Linked DNA regions of Homo sapiens: all the other regions are linked to region 2. A link is an interaction called in ENCODE POLR2A ChIA-PET data of the cell type or tissue named here. Cell type or tissue: HepG2. All regions are shown on one strand.

Region 1 (8,000 bases), 99 kb after region 2:
CCTGGTGCACTGGAAAACACACCAAGCTTTGGAGTTAGACACACCTGGGTGGAATTCCAGCTAGTCAAGTAGTGAACAGAAAGAAACTTCCTTTGCAGAGATGAAAGAACCAGGCAGATTGTTTCTGAAACACAAATACAAGTTTGCAACTTAATAAGTAGAAATATTTCTTTAAAACTTCTGCTTTCCTAAAATAGTCTTCTGCCTCAGGCTTACATGGACTACAAAATACTGGGAGAAAAAAAATGTGCTGCAGAATTCTTGTGTTATAAACATTTATGAATAAGGTAGCAAAATATAAGGAATCTCATGGGAATTTGTTTCCATGCTATTTCCTCATTAGCAATGATATATTTTTATTTCATAGCTTCCAGGCGTTTCCATTCTGTAGTCCCCATATTATGAAAAACTGTTCAAGATTTTCAAGTGCAAGTGCAAAAACACAAATACTTCACAAAAAGAATTTAGCTTATATCAAAATAAAGCCATGCAGAGAAGGGAGACAATTTTAGCCTCCTACCATTATCCTTATTTCCATTTGGTGTAACTTATACAAGTAGCAGATCCTTTAAAAAACATATATAAGAGCATGTCATTTTCCTACATATGCCCTTCAACAGTGGTTTCTCATCACACATAAAATAAAGCCTTATGGTGGCTGGCAAAGCCCTCCATGAGATGGTCTCAGGCTCTCTCTCCCAACCTCGAGTCCTCACTCATTCCTCAGAAACAGTTGGTCCTTTGCTGCTCCTTTAACAAGTCAAGCAAGCTCCCTCCAGCCTCCAGCCCTTGTACTTACTCTTCTCTTTTCCTTGGTAACTTTTCCCAAATATTCACAAGGATTTTCTCCCTGTATTCCTTCTGGTCTCCAGTTAAATATCACCTTTCAGAGAGACCTTCCCTGACCACCTTTAAAATAAAAATCTCACCCCCTGATACCATCTATCCCAAATTCATAGTTTTGTTTTTTATTCATAGTACTTATCACTTGTCTCATGTTAATATATTCATTTGTTCATCTTTAATTATCTTCACTCTTCACAGGAATTTCAGCTCCCCAAAAGACAAGACTTTGTCTGATGCTCTGTTGTTTTTCTGACACCTGGAACAGTGCCTGGCCTTGTTTAGGCCTGTTATTGTTCATTTTTTTTAACATTTTTCTTTATTTCTTTTAACATACAGTATGCTGCAGAATAATCAGCTAAGACACGTACCCACAGAAGCTCTGCAGAATTTGCGAAGCCTTCAATCCCTGTAAGTATAGTAGACATTGCAAAATATATTTAAGATCAATTTGGGAAGAAGCATTGAAATGTTCAGTTGACCATTTTAGTATGTTCCTTGGTTGGGAGTCATACCTAAATGTATTGTGAATGAGAGCCCATTAGAGTAACAACTCTTCATAGCCTCATTGAGCAATATGTATGGGAGGAACCAGTGTTGGAGTTTGGGGTTTTAGGGTGGACATTTAATTGCAACATCTCCAGTCCAAAGCACTACTTCCAAGATCCTGTCCTACATTCCCTTGTAATATTCTTGCTTCTGAATTCGAATAAGAAATAGTGCTTTCCTTTTACCTAAAAAAAAAAAATAGATGCTGTAATCTAGACATTTTGACATCTTTGATTTATTCTGTTTTAGGATTATTTGAGTTGCCTTGTAATCAAGTTTTTTCGAGTCAAATAAAGGCTTACTATTTTAGTACTGCCTATATAATACATTAGGGATCCTCAAGTCAGGAGCCTAAGATCTACTGGTATATCCTGAAGCTTCCCCATCACAGAACACAGATGTGCAGACATGGCCATAAACAATCCCACAGATACAAACATACCTTAGATTCACACACCACACACAGACACATGGACTCACAGAGGTGTTGGTGTTCCCTACTCTGAATCCACAACTTTTCCATCAGGAGTTTCCTACCCCCCTACACACACTGATTTAAAACTTCTGAATAAATAAAATTACTCACAAAAGAACATTCTCCCAGCTAAATGTTTTGGAACTTGTATTGTAAGCAGTTGATTGTAGTGATTACTTGGCAAGTCTATACCACTACTATTTAGTCAGTAAATCTTCCTCCCATTAGAATGTATAAGTGTTTACAATATACTGCATGATGTCCAATATATCACACGTGTGATATATGCTGTAATTTTACTTACAATGGAGATGCACATCTGCCAAACAAAATACTGGGTTGTAGTTCGTGATGAGGAAGATAAATGCATTAAAAGGGCAAATAAATATTGATAAATATTGTGGACTCCAGCTGAAAATTGTTGTAAAGAATCCTTCGGTTAATAATTACATATAGTTTGCTTAATGCGTTTTACCGAGGTAACATAGAAGGAGGACTGTGAGATTTGAAGATGATACTTTCGTCCTTTGATCTTTTTTTCTTTTTAATGAAAGAAAATCTGTGCTTGAGATCATTTCAAGCCTTTTACTCCAGTCAAACAAAGTGACTTCCTAGGTTTTCACCAGCCTATAGATAAACAAGCCCACAAGGGCCCCTTTGTGGTATGAGATAGGTCTGTTGTATTTTCTGGAGCTCCTTAATGTCATGACAGTATCACTTCTCCTTTGTTGCACAAGCCTTTACCTGAAGGAAAGAAGAAACAGCTGGAGAAGCAAAACAGCCTCAAGTTGGGGTATCTGTGTGGCAAAATTGAAATGGTGATAATGGCGGTAGCCAGTAGGAACTTTAAACAGCTGCAAGGCAGGCAGTAGATAGAAGGATAAGAGTTTGTAACCAAAAGCCACTATCAGCTGAAAGAAGATCACAAACAGAACACAAACAGAAGTGAACTCTTTGAGAAAAAGAAAACCATGAATCTTTTGTTCACTGGAACTGGTGGTGCCTGCCTGATAAAGGTGTTCAGATTTAGTTTCTTACAGTCTAGATATTCACTGTTCACCAGGTGTCTCTACATTTGGTTTCTGGTTTTGCAAAAAGAATAACATTTTGAAACTTTATAACTATGTGTTCCCTGTGAAAAGGTCAAGGGTTAACTTTCTGGTTTGACACTGACCACATCCAAACTAAAGGATCTAGATAGATACTCGGCCCCCAGTTCACACTGGATTGTATCAGCTGGGTTATGCAATGTTTGTCAGGGGCCCCTTTGTCCAGAGCACAGACAGACCAGTGTGAGTGTTGAATGTTGACAATGTGTGCCAGTGTCCCACTTTTTCTCACTGATATTTTTTGTGCAGCTTTGATGCAAGACTTAAGAGTTGTCAAAAAAAAAAAAAAAAGCATGATATGTTGGGAGGTTAAAGTGGGAGGATCACTTGGAGGCCAGGAGTTTGAGATCAGCTTGGGCAACATAGTGAGACACCCCCACTGCCATCTCTACAAAATAAAAATTAAAAAACTTAGCTAGGTGTGGTGACATGTGCCCGCAGTCCCAGCTAGTCGGGAGGCTGAAGCAGGAGGATCACTTGGGCCCAGGAGTTTGAGGTTACAGGTTACAGTGAGCTATATCATGCCACTGCACTCCAGCCTGAGCTACAGAGCACCACTCCAGAGTAAGAAAAGAAAAGAAAAGAAAAAAGAAAAGAGCATGATAAACATAGGCTGAACCACCAACTCTGCAGATACCATATTGTACCAACAAAAGGAGTGCCCTACCCATACATACACAAGGCCAGTTTGGAGGTTTAGGGTATATTGTGCCCCTTTAAAGTTCTATTGTCCTGGTTTTAAAGTATTTAATTGTACTTCTCCTTCTTCCTTTAAGCACGTCTAAAAATAAAAACATTAGTTTGAATTTACTGATCATTACAAACATGCATTCCTTATCCATTCTCCATTCATTTTCCAGGCCATACGTTAGCCTCTGTGCTTCCGTATCAATAAAGTAATGATGAGAGTAGGACTCTGCCTCATCCACACTGCCAATGCCTAGAAAGTCTCCACTCCATTGCCATCTCTTCTTGGACTGGAGTCAACCCTTAGATCTTCACTTAGCCTTTTTTTCTACATGGTTTCCCTTTTTTTTTCTTTTCACTCTCTTGAATTCACTTTATTTTTCTCCACGTTATTATTTTTCTTGGATTATACATTCACTCTTTAAGAAGCACTCTACCCTTGATAGGGGCTGTGAGCTCATTGTCTTTATACATGCCTGGCCTTGTATAAAGAGTAATGGCAAAAACCACATTTACTTTTGTACCAACTGAATAACTTCTACAGCAGGCCTTCTCAACACTGGCTACAAATAAGATTCTTCTGGAAAGACCCAAAGCCTAGACTGCAGCCTAGAACAATTAAAATCAGAATCTCTGGCCAGGTATGGTGGCTCATGCCTGTAATCTCAGCGTTTTGGGAGGCTGAAGTGGGAGGATCACTTGAACCCAGGAGTTTGAGACCAGCTTGGACAACATAGTGAGACCCCTGTCTCTCTATAAAAAATTAAAAAGTTAGCTGGGCATGGTGGCCTGCGCCTATAATCCCAGCTACACATGAGGCTGAGGTGGGAGGATCACTTGAACTCAAGAAGAATTCGAGGGTACAGTGAGCCCTGATCATGCCACTGCACTCTCTGAGGATAGGACTCATGCATGCACTAGTGTTTTCTAACTGGCTTAATTGCACAGTTAAGTATTTCCTAAGTGAAAATTAGGAAAACTATTGACCTGACCTGGAGCATTCCCTCAGATGATCTGCAAAGTATTCTCCAGAACTCTTTTCAAACCTGAAATTACAAGCTTGAGTAATGCAGTGAGATGCTGTCTCTAAAAATAATTAAGTAAATAAATAAAATTGGCTGGGCGTCATGTGCATGACTGTAGTCCCACCTATGCTGGAGGCTGAGGTGGGAGGATCATTTGAGCCCAGGAGTTTGAGGCTGCAGTGAGCTATGATCCTGCCACTGCACTCCAGCCCGGGCAATAGAGCAAGACCGTGTCTCTGAAAAAAAGGAAAAGAAATACCTGAAATAATAACAAAATCCATACTTTGCACTCTTCTATGAGCTAATAATATACTTAAAATATAAAAGTCAGGCATTGTCTTATTTGTGTTTAATTGAAAACAGCTTGCATGCCTATGCATTCCACTGATAACCCAGGGAGATAAAGTTAAGAGGCCACATGCTCTATCACCCTGCTATTCAGATTTGTTCTGTGGGCCAGCAGCATCAGCACTGCCTAAGAAATGCAGAACACTTGGTCTCAGCTCTGTCTTACTTAAAAAAATCTTCATTTTAACAAAATCCTAGGTGATTCGTAGGCAAAATGCATTTGAGAAATTAAAATTGTTAGTGTTCTATAACACTAACAAAGTGGTCTACAAATCAAAAATGGTTGAAAACGACTGACGTAGATCATTTGCATTCTTTGCTCCACCCATATACACTTGGCTTCCTTGAATAAAGTTTAGGAAATTTGATACACTGAAATTGGTAACATTGCTGTCAGGAAGAAACAAATTGTGCTCATGTTTCAAGGAATGTTAATTTTCCACTTATTCCACATATACAAAAGATGTTTTGTTCATAATGGAAACACATAGGTACACTTGTGGTTTTTTTGTTTTGTTTTGTTTTTTGAGTTGGAGTCTCACTCTGTTGCCCAGGCTGGAGTACAGTGGTGCGATCTCAGCTCGCTGCAACCTCCACCTCCCAGGTTCAAGCGATTTTTCTGCCTCAGCCTCCTAAGTAGCTGGAATTACAGGCACCTGCCACCACGGCTGGCTAATTTTTTGTATTTTTGTAGAGACAGGGTTTCACTATGTTGGTCAGGCTGGTCTCGAATGCCTGAGCTCAAGTAATCTGCCTGCCTTGGCCTCCCAAAGTGCCGGGATTACAGGAGTGAGCCACAGTACCCAGGCCACTTGTGTTCTTTTAACTCTTCTGATGCTAACAAATTGCTGGGCTAAGGAATAAGAGTGCAGGCCCACAAGCCAGAGCCCAGAAGCCCAGAGCCTGCCCCTGTACAGTATGTACATTTGGCTTCTGACATGGCAATGACTTCCCAGACACCAATTAGATTTTTTGTAATGTAATCAAATATAACCTAATTTCCTTTCTGTTTTTTGGAAGGGAATAGGAAATGTAATCAGAATTCACAGTAAGCTGTATTTTACCAAAAAACTTTTGGGAGTATAGACATTTGAGGACTAGAATCAGATTACAGTGATTTGATGGAAACTCAAAACTTAACCCTCCCATACCCTCACACTTTTATATTAATAGTTAAGAAATCAATCTATTTAAAAAATTGCTTCATTTGTGATTGTCATTAATGAATTTTAAGCAACTCACTGTCACTAGTGAAGTTCAAGATGACCAAAGAGAGTTGCATATTCATGTTTGTCCAGATAACCAGAGTACTATTTAATGCCTGTTGGTTTTTATTCCAAGTGTGCACAAGTGAAGCTAACTGTGGAATTTGCATAATCGCAAAGGTAATAGGTTGGCAAATAGAAAATGAAAGAAGAATTAAACATATCTTTATTATTGTCTCTATTCTCCAATTAACTAATATTCATCTTCAGAATATGACTATATTTTAAAACTCAAGAATAATGTATAATTTCTGCCTGGCACACCAGCTGCCCATACATCTTATTATGATATCATCTTCAGGGCTATAGAACCCACCCCTGGACTCTATAAAATGTCAATAACTTCATCGGATTCTGCATGGTAATCTTTTCCTTACAGTAGTCAAAAAAGAGAGAGAAAATAAGTGAGAGGAATGGGTGAGGAGGAAGACATGGGGCTCACTGTGCTGAGCAGGAGGTAAGACAAGCCTAGAACCAGGAGCAGTTTTCTCCCATTAATATCCAGGAGGCTATTGGGCTTCAGACATGGGATATAGAATGGGAAGGAAGTAACAGAAGACAAGGAAGTGTAAGCAGACCAAAAGAAAGAAGATGAGGTAGCCAAAAGAATAAGATTAAAGGATCAAAGGGGTTAAAAAAACAGTGGTTTTAGTATTGGTGATATTCCTTCCACTAAAATAGTCTCCAGAAACAGAAATCACAAGCCTATACAATAAAAATGAACCGTGACTTTAGTTTGTTTTGCTTTCTTCACAAAAGTGCCAGGGTATTAGGTACGTATTGGGATGGAGGTGAACTTAGAAGTTCTAGAGGCCAAAGCATTTGTCTATTGCACAGTGAAGCGTTCACTTCACGGAACCATATGCAGATCAGCACCCAGTGAATTCTTATGAGGAGGAAAAGTTTTGCCCGGACTCTTCTCCAATTTGAACATTGGGGAGAATTATTTTAACAGGAAAAGCTCCTTCTACATAATGTTTACAAGAAGAGAGAGCTAAAATTGGAGCATTGTCCACAGAATCATATAAGGAGGGAAAAGTGAATACTTTATGCAATAGCCATGCATGAAAGATTCTTATATCAGGTTACCTGCCAGTCCTGTGATAAATTGCATGCATGGCAGTCATATCAGAGAAATAAAGAGAATATGGGTATTATGGAATGAGAAGTAAAATAAATTTTTTTAAAGCTTGTGGTGTAAAATGAAGGTTAACTTTGGAAAGTAGATTGAACTCTTGGTTACAGAGATGACTACCATATAAGTGAGGCACAGTCTTTCTGCCTTTTCAGGATAAACACGGTCTGTGATCAGTTGTGAAAAGACACATAAGGAAAGCAGCAGAGAATGTGAATATTGCAAAGACAAAATCAGAATGTGGAATTGAATGCACTTCCATGGTTATCAAAGCAGCAGCCTCCCATATTTACTAAACAGTTTTACTTCCATCATCATGCTTTATCCTCACAGAAACCTCATGAAGTAGGTGCTGAGATTATTCCCTCCTTAGTACTGAGGAAGCAAAGAGTGCAGAGAGGTCAGCTGATCTTCCCAAGGTCACATGATTTGTAACGGAGTCAGGCTAGAGGTGAGTCTGGGATAAGAACCCTAGTTTGCCACCAGATTCCAGAATCTGACCATTTCACCACCACATTATCTTACCTCCCTCAGAGAATCCTCTGCAGAAAATGGGCACTGATG
Region 2 (8,000 bases):
ACAAAAACAAAAAAAAAATGGGACCTAATTAAATTAAAAAGCTTTGGCCAGGCACGGTGGCTCATGCCTGTAATCTCAGCACTTTGGGAGGCCGAGGCGGGTGGATCACAAGGTCAGGAGATTGAGACCATCCTGGCTAACACAGTGAAACTCCGTCTCTACTAAAAATACAATAAATTAGCCAGGCGTGGTGGCGGGCACATGTAGTCCCAGCTACTCGGGAGGCTGAGGCAGGAGAATGGCAGGAACCCAGGAAGCAGAGCTTGCAGTGAGCCAAGATCATGCCACTGCACTCCAGCCTGGGTGACAGAGCGAGACTCTGTGTCAAGAAAAAAAAAAAAAAAAAAAAAAAAAGCTTCTGCACAGCAAAAGAAATAATCAGCAGAGTAAACAGACAACCCACAGAATGGGAGAAAATATTTGCAACTATACATTTGACAAAGGACTGGTATCCAGAATCTACAAGAAACTCAAACAAATCAGCAAGAAAAAAATAATAATCCCATCAGAAAGTGAGCTAAAGACATGAATAGACATTTCTCAAAAGAAGATACACAAATGGCCAATAAACACATGAAAAAAATGTTAAACATCATTAATCATCAGAAAAATGCAAGTTGAAACCACAGTGAGATACCACCTTACTCCTGCAAGAATGGCCGTTATTAAAAAGTCAAAAAACAATAGACATTGGCATAGATGTGGTAAAAGGGGAATACTTATACACTGCTGATGAGAATGTAAACTAGTACAGCCTCTGGAAAACAGTATGGAGATTTCTTAAAGAACTAAAAGTAGATCTACCATTCAATTCAGCAATCCCAGTACTTGGTACCTACCTATATTTGTCTGTTCTTTCTTTGCTATTAAGAACTACCTGATACTGCGTAATTTATTTTTTTAAAAAAGAGGTTTACTTGGCTCATGGTTCCAAGGCTTTACAGGAAGCATAGTGGGGGAGGCCTCAGAAAACTTATAATCATGGCGGAGGGTGAAGAGGAAGCAGATACCTCTTCACATGGGAGAGCAGGAGAGAGAGAGGGTGAATGGGGAAGTGTTACACACTTTTAAACCACCAGATCTCATGAGAACTATCATGAGAACAGTAAGGGAGAAGTCGGCCTCCATGATTCAATCACATCCCACCAGGTTCCTCCTGCAACAATGGGTATTACAATTCAACAAGAGATTTGGGTGGGGACACAGAACTAAACCATATCATTCCATCCCTAACCCCTCCCAAATCTCATGTCCTTTTCACATTTCAAAACACAATCATGCTTTCTCAACAGTTCCCCAAAGTCTTAACTCATTTCAGCACTAACTCAAATGTCTACAGTCCAAAAGAGCCTGTACCTGTACCCTTTTGTGTATGAGCCTATAAAATCAAAAACAAGTTAGTTACTTCCAAGATACAATGGGGGTACAGGCATTGGGTAAATGCTCACATTCTAAAAGGGAGAAATTTCCCAAAACAAAAGGGGTGTATGCCCCATCCAAGTCCAAAACCCAGCAGGGCAGTCATTAAATCTTAAAGCTCCAAAATAATTTCCTTTGACTCCATGTCTCACATCCAGGCAACACTGATGCAAGGAGTTGGCTCCCAAGGCCTCAGGCAGCACTGCCCCTGAGGCTCTGAAGGTAACAGCTTCTGTGGTGACTGCTTTTATGGGCTGGTGTTGAGTGCCTGAGGCTTTTCCAGACACATGGTGCAAGGCGTGAGTGGATCTACCATTCTGGGTTCTGGGGGATGGTGGCCGTCTTCTCACAGCTCCACCAAGCAGTGCCCTAGTGGGGACTCTATGTGGGGGCTCCAGCCCCAAATTTCCCCTCTGCACTTCCCTAGTAGAGGTTCTCCATGAGGGCTCCACCCCTGCAGCAGACATCTGCCTGGACATCCAGGCATTTCCATACATCCTCTGAAATCTAGGTGGAAGCTCCCAAGCCTCAACTCTTGCCCTCTGCATACCCACAGGCTTACCACCAAGCGAAAGCTGCCAAGGGTCAGGGTTTACACCCTCTGGAGCAGCTGCCTCAGACATATTTGGGCCCTTTTAGTCATGGCTAGAACTGCAGTGGCTGGGATGCAGGGAGCAGTGTCTTGAGGTTGGTCAGGGCAGTGGGGCTTAAGGAAGTGGGACACCCAGACCCTGGGGCCAGCCTGCAAAATCATTCTTCCTTCCTAGGCCCAGCTTGAATTACTCCTGAGAAAATGGGTTTTTCTTTTCTACCACTTGGCAGGGCTGCAAATTTTCCAAACTTTTACACTCTGTTTTCCTTTTAAATATGTTTCAGTTTCAGATTATCTCTTTGCTCACAAATATAAGCTTATGCTGTTAGAAGCACTCAGGTCACATGTTGAATGCTTTGCCACTTAGAAATTTCTTCTGCCAGATACCCTAAATCATCATTCTCAAGTTCAAAGTTCCACAGATCTCTAGGGCAGGGGCACAATGCCTAGAACCTCTTTGCTAATGAATAACAAAAGTGACCTTTGCTCCAATTCCCAACAAGTTCTTCATCTCCATCTGAGACCACCTCAGCCTGGACTTCAGTGTCCATGTCACTATCAGCATTTTGATCACAACAATTTAACAAGTCTGTGGGAAGTTTCAAACATTCCCTCTTCTTCCTGTCTTCTTCTGAGCCATTCAAACTGTTCCAACCTCTGCCCATTACCAAGTTACAAAATTGCTTCCACATTTTCAGATATCTTTATAGCAATGCCTCTCTCCTGGTACCAATTTTCTGTATTAGTCCATTCTCACATTGCTATAAAGAACTACCTGAGAATGGGTAATTTATAATGAAAGAGGTTTAATTGGCTCATGGTTCCACAGGTTGTACAGGAAGCATGGCTGGGGAGGCCTCAGGAAACTTACAATCATGGTGGAAGAAGAAGGGGAAGCAGGCACGTCTTCACATGAGGAAGCAGGAGAGAGAGGGCAAAGGTGGAATGCAACACATTTTTAAACAACCAGATCTCATGAGAACTCACTATCATGAGAACAGCAAGGGGGAAATTCACCCCCATGATTCAATCACCTCCCACCAGGCCCTTCCTCCAATGCTTGGGATTACAATTCGACATGAGATTTGGGTGGGGACACAGAGCCAAACCATATCACTATTCAAAGGAAAAGACGTTATTATATGAAGAAGACACATGCACACGTATTTTTATTGCATCTCAGTTCACAATTGTAAAGATGTGGAACCAACGTAAGTGCCCATCAACCAGTGGGTGGATAAAGAAAATGTGGTATACATACAGCATGGAAGAGTACTCAGCCATAAAAAGGAATAAAATAAAGTCTTTTGTAGCAACTTGAAGGGAGCTGAAGGCCATTATTCTAAGTGAAGTAACTCAGGAATGGAAAACCAAATACCATATTTTCCCACATATAAGTGGGAGCTAAGCTATGAATATGCATAAGCATACAGAGTGTTAAAACGGATTTTGGAGATCCCAAAAAGGGAGGGTAGGAGAAGGGTGTGGGATTAAAAACTACATATTGGGTACAACATACACTACTTGGGTGATGAGTGCACTAAAATCTCAAAATTCACCGCTGTATAATTCATCCATATAACCAAAACCCACTTGTACCCCCAAAAGCCATTGAAATTTTTTTTAAAATGTTTAAAAAAAGGAAGAAAGACACAAGGTAGGCATTCTTTAAATGTGGAAAGAATGGCTAAGGGAAGCAAGAATAATGTGAGAATAAGCACAGAGTAGCAGTGAATGTGGTATACATAGGGAAAAGTGAAGGAAAAGGGTGTCCAGAGACGCGGGCTCTCTGTACTGATTGTGCGGAAACCGGAGTTAACTCACAATTTTCAGTGGCACTAGCACTGTCAAGTGCTTTGTTTGTTGTTTGTTTTTTCACCCAAGAAAGGAAGATGTTCAGACTACAGATTGTGGTCAAGAAATTATATATTTTAGGTGAACAAACAGCGAGGTTTGGACATGAAGGAAGGCACATACACTGCACAGAGAAACAGCTCTTCCCAACTCTAAAATTTAGACGTTTATTTGGGAAATTTTGTTGGGCAGTCTAAATGCAGGAAGATTAAAAAGGACTTGGAAAATCAACAGGGTATCCTGCCTTCATGATGCTGTGAGGCATTGTGCCCCAGAGTGAAAACTGCATTTTTGTGAGTTGGTGTGGCAGGCTTGGAATACCACCTCTTTCAGCAGCTCACTCAGGTCTGGCGAGGGCTATTTGTACCTCAACGAGGGCTTCTCTCCAAGAAAGCCCTGAATCCTTTTCCTCCTTTTTCCTGCAGATTCACTATAGGACACTTTTTGAAGCAAGAGCATGCATTTTCCCCCTGGCGCTCTGCAGCGGTTCTCAGAGCCCAGTGTCACTCACATAGGTGGGACTGCTCTCAGTTCAGAGAGCGCTGGGACACTTAAGATGAAAAGTCCCTGGAAGTTAGCAAACAGCCATCTGTCACTCTGGCATCGATTTACTAAAAGTGACTTCTAGGGTATTCTAAACCACTTTTAAAAAACAAATGAGTCACTTCGACTTCCTCACCCCGCAAGAGATAGGAAGGCAGCAGTGGAGTGCTCGCTCAGGAGCTGTATTTGTTTAGCGATTAGCCTAGAGCTTTGATTTTAGGGCAAAAGCGAGCCAGACAGTGCGGCAGACGTAAGGATCAAAAAGGCCACCTATCATTCGCCGGGGACGCCTGCCTCCTTACCCTGATAACGTAACTATTTCTCTGCATAGGATTTTAGTTTTTGTGTTTTTGTTTTGTTTTATTCTGTTTAATCACTTCAAGTATCTCATCCATTATTTGAAGCGGGCTCGGAGGAAACGTGCCGCATCCTCCAGTCCTTGTGCGTCTGTTTAGGTCTCTCCGAAGCAGGTCCCTCTCGACTCTTAGATCTGGGTCTCCAGCACGCATGAAGGGGTAAGGGTGGGGGGGTCCCCTATTCCGGCGCGCGGCGTTGAGCACTGAATCTTCCAGGCGGAGGCTCAGTGGGAGCGCCGAGAACTCGCCAGTACCGCGCGCTGCCTGCTGCCTGCTGCCTCCCAGCCCAGGACTTGGGAAAGGAGGGAGGGGACAAGTGGAGGGAAAGTGGGGCCGGGCGGGGGGTGCCTGGGAAGCCAGGCTGCGCTGACGTCACTGGGCGCGCAATTCGGGCTGGAGCGCTTTAAAAAACGAGCGTGCAAGCAGAGATGCTGCTCCACACCGCTCAGGCCGCGAGCAGCAGCAAGGCGCACCGCCACTGTCGCCGCTGCAGCCAGGGCTGCTCCGAAGGCCGGCGTGGCGGCAACCGGCACCTCTGTCCCCGCCGCGCTTCTCCTCGCCGCCCACGCCGTGGGGTCAGGAACGCGGCGTCTGGCGCTGCAGACGCCCGCTGAGTTGCAGAAGCCCACGGAGCGGCGCCCGGCGCGCCACGGCCCGTAGCAGTCCGGTGCTGCTCTCCGCCCGCGTCCGGCTCGTGGCCCCCTACTTCGGGCACCATGGACACCTCCCGGCTCGGTGTGCTCCTGTCCTTGCCTGTGCTGCTGCAGCTGGCGACCGGGGGCAGCTCTCCCAGGTCTGGTGTGTTGCTGAGGGGCTGCCCCACACACTGTCATTGCGAGCCCGACGGCAGGATGTTGCTCAGGGTGGACTGCTCCGACCTGGGGCTCTCGGAGCTGCCTTCCAACCTCAGCGTCTTCACCTCCTACCTGTAAGTACTTCCCCACGTCACTCCGGGAGAGAGACTAAGAGGGGAAGGAAGGTTCGTCCAAGGCGAGGCTGGAGGCTCCTCGGCGCCCGCCTGCTCGTGGGGGAGGGGGGCGAGTTTGTCAAGGGCATCCTGGCCAGGCCTGTTAGGGCCCCCAGAGAAATGCACGTGTCTCGGGGAGTAGCGTGCCGGCACTTTCTGGACCCGCAGAGAAATGGCTTCGAGTGCAACCCGGGAAAGCGCTGCTGCGCCGCAGCTTCCCAGTCCAGCGCTAGAAACATCGCAGGGCGAATTCCTGCAAATGCAGGCATTTGCGTGCGGAGTGGACATTTGTGACCCAGAGCCTGGTACCCAAAGGCAGGCTGCCATCTGGTCCCCGCCCCAACCGCCTCTCTGCGTCTAGTCGCATTCCACGAAAAGATGGTCTGTAGAAAGTTTCCCCAAAGGAGAAACAACTTGCCCAGCTCCAAAGGGTTTTTAGTCTGCATCCCTTGCACTGTGACGTGATGTAACCTTTTTGGGGTTTTTTCCTCTTTTCCTCCCTTCCTTCCTCCCTTCTTCCTTCCTTCCCTCCCTCCTTTCTTTTTATTTTCTTTCTTTTTTAACGGCGTGATTAAAATGTGGCAACCACAAACCCCGATTAGAGCTGCCAGAACGTTATCTTTACCTTTGGCTGCCCGCGCCGCCCTTTGAAGTGCCCGCGGCCGCTGTGTAATCTTTAACCATCTCTTCCCCCGGGGAGGAAAGGGGAAGTGGGCTGAAGGCTGTTGGGCTGGTAAACAGCGGCACCGACACCCAAAGGGAGACCTGAAGCTCTCTATCATCCCTGGGGGATTCTCCCACCCCTTCTCTCCCCACTGCAACTTCCAAAGCCCTGAGGCGGCGGCTCATTGCGTAATTTTTTCTGTGGAAAACCCAGGCCCGAAGGTAACAGGTAGTTGGGTGAACGCGGTGACCCAGGAGGAACCCTATTCTCGGAGACCAAGGCGACTACTCTCTCCACCCCCGTGCAAAGCATCTGGGGCTTCATTCCTTCCAGCAGAGAGGCCAGGTTCTAGGCCACTCTGGGAAACAGGTGCTCCTTACCACAAGGTGAAACATTTAGGTTTTAGATCAAGACATTGCAGCGAGCCCACCCCAAGCCCATGCAGTCCCAGTTTTCGGCTTCTCTGATGTACCTTGGCAGGAGAGAGTTGGGATGTTTGTGAACCAGTTCTTCCATCTGTTTAGTTGTTTTCTGGAGGGAAGAAACATGAAGAGGCTTGCACAACATTTTCCACTAGGTAGTGATTCTTTTTCTGGAGACAGAGTGAGGAAGAAAAAAACATCTTTTACTTGCTTTAATATTGTCTTTAAAGAAAGGTACCATTCTGCTAGATTTTAGGATTGGTAGATGGCAGGTCGCCTCCTCCTCTACCATAAAGCTATTTTGACTGCTTTTTCTTTTTTACCTGAAAGAATGTTAAAACTGTTTCCCCACCAGGTTTCCCTTCAATTGCACTCGTGCATGTGGTAGTGATATCGTTCCAGGAATGGAAATCTCTCCTAAATGATCACGCTCTCAGAATTCACATTTCCTCCTCCTGAACAGCTATCTCTACTACAAAGCAGAATACTCATCCCCAACCACTCTAGTTTAACTGCTAAAGTCAGTGTTGCAAGGATCCCGCGCTCTCCAATGCAGTGAATTTCTGAGACCAGTTTGGCAATTTTGCTTGGCAGCCTATAACTCCTCTTCCCCATCACCCTGAAGAAGTTTGACTGTATGCAAGGGAGGTGTGCAGTACCCCCAGACACTTAACTTACTATTTAAATCATACATTCATTATAAAATATGTTTAAGGATACAGAAAATAAGCTTATGAATAGTTCCAGATTGCTTGCTTCTCTCACTTGAAAGAACAAACATTTGTTAGGCTTCCGTTACTAAAAGTTGGCATAAAATTCTGCTTTAAACCATTTCCCACATACCTCAAATGCATTTAACTGTGTCCTCCATGTGCTCAGGGGAACTTACTGCCACCTACTGCCAATGTTCCCTATCTATCTATAGATAGAACAATCTATCTATCTATATTATAGATAACCTCTTGAAGTTAAGATACTATTAGGAAATTAAGTGCCATATTATTCTCATGTGATGACAGCCTGTACCCTGGCCTAAGAAGACATTTTCCCAGTGCCCTGTGAAATATTAAACTCAGAGTATCTGTAAAAAGTGATACAGTAAATGTTAAATACTTATTTCTAATGCAACACAGTTCAGGGAATATGAGTGCTGAATATAGAAGTCAGTCCTGAAGTAAATAAG
Region 3 (8,000 bases), 110 kb after region 2:
TTGTCAATTATTCCTTAACAAAGCTGGAGGAGGAAATTAAATCAGATAATGCCTTTGAGTGTGAACAATATACCTGAATTAGGTTTAGACCACTGAGGCCAGGTGGATATGAACTCTAAAACACTGCATTTAGAAGGAGTATCATTTATTGAGAGCTTCTTATATGAAGAAACTGTTTAGTAGAGAGATGTGTTAATGCTTCACTCAGGACATCTGAAGGTCTATGCTGTTGAGCATTAAATCTGGGAATATTAGTATTTAGAGTGTTCGATCTCTGAAGAATTCTCCTGTCTTACTCATTTCATTTCAGATAGCAAATTGGTATAAGATAATAGTGTGGAGGCCAGATTATATCCTTTTTTCTGGGGGGAAAAGAAACGTGATTCATAAAAGATATTTGTCCAGAGAAATGGCTATATTAACGTTGGGAACTGATACCTGGGTCACTTCAAGATACAGCAGAAACTTTGGTAGGAACATAAAATACCAAAGAAGACAATCCTATGACTTCATGCTGAAAGAGCCTTTTCCATAAATGCATCCCAGTGTTTGCAATGAACTTTTTTGTCATTTTCAAGACTTTTATTTTTTTATTTTTTTTTTATTTTCTGTTGGCCAGGCTGGAATACAGTGGCAAGATCTCGGCTCACTGCAACCTCCACCTCCTGGGTTCAAGCAATTCTCGTGCCTCAGCCTCCCAAGTAGCTGGGATTACAGGCATGCACCACCACACCCACCTAATTTTTGTATTTTTGGTAGAGATGGGGTTTCACCGTGTTGGCTGGGCTGGTCTTGATCTCCTGACCTCTGTCTCCCTAAGTTCTGGGATTACAGGCATGAACCACTGCGCGCAGCCCAAGACTTTTAGAAACCACTCATACTTTCTTTTTTTTTTTTTTTTTAAGACAGAGTCTCACTCTGTTGGCCAGGCTGGAGTGCAGTGGCATGATCTCGGCTCACTGCAGCGTCTGCCTCCTGGGTTCAAGCGATTCTCCTGCCTCAGCCTCCCAAGTAGCTGGGACTACAGATGTGCATCACCACACCCAGCTAATTTTTTTTGTATTTTTTATAGAAATGGGGTTTCTCCATGTTGGCCAGGCTGGTCTGGAACTCCTGACCTCAGGTGATCTGCCCCCCTCAGCTTTTCAAAGTGCTGGGATTACAGGTGTGAGCCAACGGGCCCAGCCACCACTCATACTTTCAATGCATAAACGACTGGCAATGATCAGTCAACATATCAACAAAAACATAGAAGCTCATATTATTAAGTCTCTATCCTTTAATCAGTGCAATAGTTAAGGAGAGTTTACATGTGTGCTTTACTTCTAGTCAAACAAAAGCAATCACCTCTTTATCTCCTGATGAAATTATACCTTATTTGAGCATAAGCCAGGCACATTGTTGCTAGAGAAAGGAAAGAGAGATGGTGTTGAATTTTCTAAACATTTGTGGCTCCATTTGTTGACAAAACCTTAAGATGTTTGAAAGCTGTGTTTCTGTTGCTGACAATGATAGTTGTTCTATTGGAAATTTAATCGTAAATGGGGTATGACACCCAACTCTTAAAATTTGCTCCAAGTGACGTTATCTCAGCTATTATCAAAATGTGGCCCAAGGAGGGCCTTTGAGGCATCGCTTGTTCCTTCCCATTCAGTCTGTAGAAGCAGGAATCAGAAGATGATTGAAGTGGCATAGTGGCCAAAAGTGAGGAAGCTGCTTTCTATAGAAATGAGCTTCCTCCCAACAAAGAATTTCATTTCTAAATTGTTTAATTTTGGTTTGCAGGAGATTATTTTGTGATCCTGGTGTGCTTCCTGCATCTGTTTAGTCTTAAATGCTTCCAAAAACATTTTTCAAAATCCACTTCTGATTTTCTACTCCTTCCTAATACGTGGACCACTAAAATACAACTCTTCTTTTTTTTAATCCTACCTTTGAAAATGCAAATGTGTGCGTCTTAAAAGCAGATTGGGAAAAAAAACAAGTGAGAGCTGTTGGAAGCATAGTTTGAGTGATGTTGGTTCTAGTATTCATGCATCTTACAGAACATTGCAAACGATGTGAGTTTTGTCACTTCCATACGAAAAGTTAGGACCTTTAAATTATAGCCACTGTTTATGTTGGACTGGGGCAAAATAAATGTATTGCACTCCCTCTGCTGGCTTTTAGGTGGCAACAGCTCATTAACCAGACTTATTTTTAGATGTATTTCCCCATTTTAAAACAGATAAAAATGGAGTGTGGGAAAAGGAAGCAAAAGCTGGAAAGTTGTTAATTTTATTATTCATTTAAAATGTCAGAAAAACAAACATCTGCTTCATACAAATGGTTAGGATAAGCAAGAAAGCCAGCAGTTTTCAGGCCTTTCAGTGTTGTCCTAAGAAAAAGGATAGGGCCCCTTCTCTGTTTTCCCTGAGGCATGTCTCTAACAGTCTTTAAAAATGTACTCAGTTCCAGTGAGAACACGTGGACACAGAGAGGGGAACATCATACATGGGGGCCTGTCGGCAGGTGGGGGGCAAGGGGAGGGAGAGCATTAGGACAAATACCTAATGCATGTGGGGCTTAAAACCTAGATGATGTGTTGATAGGTGCAACAAACCACCATGGCACATGTATACCTATGTAACAAACCTGCATGTTCTGCACGTGTATCCCAGAACTTAAAGTAAAATAAAAAAATTAAAAATTAAAAAAAAATTACTCGGCCAGGTGCGGTGGCTCACACCTGTAATCCCAGTACTTTGGGAGGCCGAGGTGGGCAGATCGCATGAGGTCAGGAGTTCGAGACCAACCTGGCCAACATGGTGAAACCCTGTCTCTACTAAAAATGTAAAAATTAGCCAGGTGTGGTGGCAGACGCCTGTAATCCCAGCTACTCGAGAGGCTGAAGCAGGAAAATCGCTTGAACCCGGGAGGTGGAGGTTGCAGTGAGCCGAGATCGCGCCATTGCACTCCAGCCTGGGCGACAAGAGCGAGAGACTTCGTCTCAAAAAAAAAAAAAAAATTACGCAGTTCCTTCAAATACTGAAATGAAATAATCTTTTCCCAGAGCTTACTGAACAGCTTATTAGACTAGTATGTTTAGTATGTTCAAAACAGTCAGGGAAAGCAAAAACATTCCTTTGGCTTAGGGTGGGAGGAGGAAAAGGATATCTCTATGCTAGTGTCAGAAAGAAACTAAAAGATCATCACACTGAAACTCCATACCTCAGGGGAGGCCACTTCCATCCATGAGAGAACATTACCTACAAGCCTGGAAGAGAATTATAGCACCATGGAATTTTAGAGCCAGAGGACCTAGGAAGCAACAGTCTACACATGAATGAGAAGGAGAGATCATCTGGAGAGGAAAATGCTCCAGATGTCAGGGCTCTCGGGGACCCCAGGCCCTGTTCCACTCTTGTTCATCATGCATGGGGAGGGTTTTCCTGCAAAGTTGACCTTCTGCTTGGGCTTTGCTCTCTTTTCCATTCTTGCTTTCTTTCTTCCACAGGCGTCTGGATGCTAACCACATCAGCTATGTGCCCCCAAGCTGTTTCAGTGGCCTGCATTCCCTGAGGCACCTGTGGCTGGATGACAATGCGTTAACAGAAATCCCCGTCCAGGCTTTTAGAAGTTTATCGGCATTGCAAGCCATGACCTTGGCCCTGAACAAAATACACCACATACCAGACTATGCCTTTGGAAACCTCTCCAGCTTGGTAGTTCTGTAAGTTTTATTGATTTTGCTCTCTTTTAACAGTTTCTAATGTCACTGGAAGACCTTGGCCTTAAAATGCTGGCTCTTCAAAGCTCAAATGGGGACATTTTAAGGGAGGAAAACCTCCTGAGCCCCTCCCCAAAATGACTTATAAATGCTCCAATTGTGTAAATGACTTAAACAATACTTATCAATTACCTGCTAGATGCCAAGCACAGCAGGGCATACAAAGATAATGAAATATGACCTGTGCCTTAGAGAAGCCCCTTGCATGTTGCACAAGGAGTCACCGCACTGTACAGTTAGTACAGTAACCTAAGTTAAACATTCCTTATTTTAAAAAATAATTGATAATTCAGGTCAAATTGAAAGATGCTCTTCTTATTATCTAATAAGAACTTTGTGAACCCTTACCAAGGAAAGAGAAGTGAGAACAAATGATGTAACTGCTCAATGAGTTCTTTTTGCCCACTGCCCAAATAGAGCCAATTTATTAAGACAAGAGAATTGCAATAAAGAGTAACACACAAGGCCGGCACAGTGGCTCATACCTGTAATCCCAGCACTTTGCGAAGCCAAGGCGGGTGTATCACTTGAGGTCAGGAGTTCGAGGCCAGCCTGGTCAACATGGTGAAACCCCACCTCTACTAAAAGTACAAAAATTAGCTGGGCGTAGTGGCACATGCTTGTAATCCCAGCTACTAGGGAGGCTGAGGCCGGAGGATCAATTGAACCCAGGTTGCAGTGAGCCAAGATTGTGCCACTGCACTCCACCCTGGGGAAGAGAGTGAGACTCTGTCTCAAAAAAAAAGAAAAAATAGTTTAGCACACATACAGCCAGCTCAATGGAAGACTAGAGTTTTATTATTACTCAAATCAGCCTCCCTGAAAATTCAGAGGCAAGAGTTTTTTAAAGATAGTTTGGCTAGCAGGGAGCTAGGGAATGGGGAATGCTGATTTGTTGGGTCAGGGATGAAATCATAAGGGATTGAAGTTGTCCTCTTGCTCTGAGTCAGTCCTGGATGAGGGCCTTAAGACCACATGGGCCAGTTTACCCATCTGGGTGGTTCCAGCTGATCTATCAGAATGCACGGTCTGAAAAATATCTTGAACACCAATCTTATGTTTTACAATAGCGATGTTATCTATAGGAGCAACTGGGGAGGTTAGGAGTCTTGTGGCCTCTGGCTGCCTGACTCCTAAACCATAATTTCTAATCTGTGGCTAATTTGTTACTTCTACAAAGGTAGCCTGGTCCCAAGGCAAGGAGGGAGTTTGTTTCAGAAAAAGACTGTTATCATTTTGTTTCAAAGATAAACTATAAACTAAATTCCTCCCAAAGTTAGTTCAGCCTATGCCCAGGAATAGACAAGGGCAGCTTGGAGGTTAAAGGCAAGATGGAGTCGGTTAGGTCAGATCTCTTTCATTGTCATATTTTTCTCACTGTTGTATTTTTGCAGAAGTGGTTTAATTGACAGCATGTTATGCATTTGCACAGTTTTTTCCCACCATATGTCTAGATTTCATTATTTTAGTAAATCCAAAATGATTCTCAAACAAGTAATAGTTTGAAAAATAATCAGTTTTCTTTAAAAATGTAGCAGTATGACCCCCACATGTATAATATAATAACCAATCAATGAGGAAGGCTTCTTCTCACTATTTCTCTCTTTGCTTCATGCCCACCCACTGGCCCACCGCTCTCTTCAATCATTCCACTTGATGACATGTCTGTCCCTTGCACTGTAGTATATACTCCTTTGAGGGCTGGCCAATATCTTATTTATTGTTTTAGGTTCCCCTCAATCTCCTTCCTTATATGCTGCATGTAGAATATCCTCAATGAATATTACATAAATCTCACCTAAAACCAAAATTTATTTATTAGAAAAAAAATCTTAGTATGGAAGGAAAAGAATTTTTTGTGATATTAAAAAATTTCTACACTGAATTTCACATATAAAGATGATGCTACTGACCCACCAGAAGCTGGGTATGTGCTTTAATTTCTTTTCCTCCACTAGAGGAAATGGATTTACACAGATCCAGCTGTACTTTTTCACCCTATCCTCCTTAAGCCCATTTTCTAAAATCCTTTTGAGAGTTGGTCCAGTTTTCAGTTGTGCACAGCTGTTCTCACTGGCTCTGACCTAACTGACTTACCAATTGAACCAAAGATGATAATTATATACACTAATACTGTGTCAAGATAACTAATCTCCTTGGGCAGCAGAAAAATCTGATTACCATTGCCTGTGACTGAAATCATTGTTTCCTGTTGACCTGTGCTCCCGCCCTGGGAAGGTAGCCATTATAGGCCTTCATCTTTATTAGAAAATGTGCTTGCTACATCTATCCTCCAGGTGTCAATGATGGTCAGTATCTCTGCTTAACATCCTATATCCCAAAGCCATGCTGAACAAACTATGCTTACAAATATGCCTTGAGAATGTAAATTAGTTCAACCATTGTGGAATACAGTGTGGCAACTCCTCAAAGACCTAAAGACAGAACTACCATTTGACCCAGCAATCCCATTACTGGGTATATACCCAAAGGAATAGAAATCATTCTATTATAAAGACACATGCATGTGTATGTTCACTGCAGCCCTATTCACAATAGCAAAGATGTGGAATCAGCTGAAATGCCCATCAATGATAGACTGGATAAAGAAAATATGGTACATATACACCATGGAATACTATGCAGCCATAAAAAAGAACAAGATCATGTCCTTTGCAGGAACATGGATGGAGGCCATTATCCTTAGCAAACTAACACAGGAACAGAAAACCAAATACTGAATGTTCTCACTTAGAAGTGGGAGTTAAATGATGGGAGCACACATGGACACACAGAGGGGAACAACACACGCTGGGGCCTCTCAGAGGGTGGAGGGTGGGAGGAGGGAGAAGATCAGGAAAATAACTAATGGGTACTAGGCTTAATACCTGGGTGATGAAATAATCTTTACAATAGACCCCCATGACACAAGTTTACCTACATAACAAACCTGCACATGCACCCCTGAACTTAAAAATTAAAAAAAAAAACAGCCTTGAAACCCAAAGTTACTTATATCAATTATGTTCCTCATATTATTATACACACCCTGATGTCCTGAAGCTAAAAGGTAAAAAACTGTGACTGTCTTTTAAATTCTGTGGTATAGAATCATCTGTGGTATGAGTGAATGCAGCATATAGCCATTTTTTACATTGGCTTCTTATAAGTAGTGCATTCTTCAGTATATGTTTCTTTGGATTTAAGCTATCAAAATGTTAAGTGTGGTCTGTGCAGTGTGCCTTCCTAACTATCTGTAATGTTCTACTGCAGACATCTCCATAACAATAGAATCCACTCCCTGGGAAAGAAATGCTTTGATGGGCTCCACAGCCTAGAGACTTTGTGAGTTGACCTTTTATTTGTTTCCCTTTTTTCAGTATTTTCATGAATATTCTGAAGAATCAAAATAGCCTTAAAGCCAGACTTTGTTTGGTTTGGTTAATTGCCTAAGCTTTCAACAGATATTTACAGTGGCATTATCTTACACACACAACCCCCACAGAGCTAAACAATAAAACTGGGATTTTATTTTAATCTAATGAGAGTGATAAATTAGTTAGAATCATTATAAATTAAATGAGATGTTCTCTACTAAGCAGTGACTATTTGCTTAGAAATGTGTAGTCTCTGTCAAGGATCACTCAGGCTCACTGTTCATGAGTCTGGTACTCCCTGCTGAATGAGAGGATGCAGGCCAGGCCAATGCCTGCGTCTTCAATCTCAGATGAACAGGCATCTCTTTAGGAAACAGTGATGGCTCATGCTAAAGCAATTCAAAAGATGAAAAAGGGACTGGGCGTGGTGACTCATGCCTGTAATCCTAACACTTGGGAAGCCAATGCGGGAGGATCGCTTGAGCCCAGGAATTTGAGGCTGCAGTGAGCTGTGACCATGCCACTGCACTCCAACCTGGGTGACAGAGCAAGACCTTGTCTCAAAAAAAGAAAAAAGAGTGAAAAGTAATAGTAGCTACTATTTATTGAATATATCTATAATCAAATATTGCACTGAGCATTTGGCATACATTGTTTTAATTACTTCTTACAGCCATCCTATGAGAGCAGATATTACTATCCCATTTTAGGCTCTAGTGAGGTAAAGTTATTACATATCTAGTCAGTAGCAGAACTGAGATTTGCTTTCTCCTCTAGTCTGATTCTGAAATCCATGTTTACTACTACATACTACTTCCAAAGAATAAGTCAAAAGTTCAGTTCTTAATTGGTAC

What was found. Peaks named below come from ENCODE experiments on the same cell type or tissue, not always from the same donor. Only the 100,000 strongest peaks of a DNase experiment are listed, where the experiment ranks them.
Region 1: POLR2A ChIA-PET joins it to region 2 with 20 read pairs; 3 of 35 experiments call an interaction of 5 or more read pairs at or near these places.
Region 3: POLR2A ChIA-PET joins it to region 2 with 17 read pairs; 3 of 35 experiments call an interaction of 5 or more read pairs at or near these places.

The regions. Positions count from the first base shown.
Region 1 is chr12:71,533,933-71,541,932 of GRCh38, forward strand. It overlaps LGR5 (leucine rich repeat containing G protein-coupled receptor 5), which reads left to right. Exons shown (of 18, transcript NM_003667.4): 4 at 1,183-1,254. LOC105369833 (a long non-coding RNA gene) reads right to left here. Exons shown (of 4, transcript XR_001749200.2): 3 at 45-124. Among named protein-coding and RNA genes, the nearest start is that of LGR5, 98 kb to the left of the region's middle. In HepG2, no CTCF peak of the experiment used is centred here; DNase peaks (open chromatin) are centred at 2,499 and 3,129.
Region 2 is chr12:71,434,601-71,442,600 of GRCh38, forward strand. It overlaps LGR5 (leucine rich repeat containing G protein-coupled receptor 5), which reads left to right and starts at 5,198. Exons shown (of 18, transcript NM_003667.4): 1 at 5,198-5,692. The coding sequence starts at 5,481. It overlaps LOC124902962 (a long non-coding RNA gene), which reads right to left. Exons shown (of 3, transcript XR_007063364.1): 2 at 6,868-6,987. In HepG2, a CTCF peak has its summit at 7,710 (motif pointing left); DNase peaks (open chromatin) are centred at 4,551, 5,111, 6,081 and 6,471; H3K4me3 peaks cover 4,399 bases.
Region 3 is chr12:71,549,577-71,557,576 of GRCh38, forward strand. LGR5 (leucine rich repeat containing G protein-coupled receptor 5) reads left to right here. Exons shown (of 18, transcript NM_003667.4): 5 at 3,497-3,712; 6 at 7,043-7,114. The region is part of intron 2 of LOC105369833 (a long non-coding RNA gene); the gene reads right to left. Among named protein-coding and RNA genes, the nearest start is that of ZFC3H1, 110 kb to the right of the region's middle. In HepG2, a CTCF peak has its summit at 2,169 (motif pointing left); a DNase peak (open chromatin) is centred at 3,715.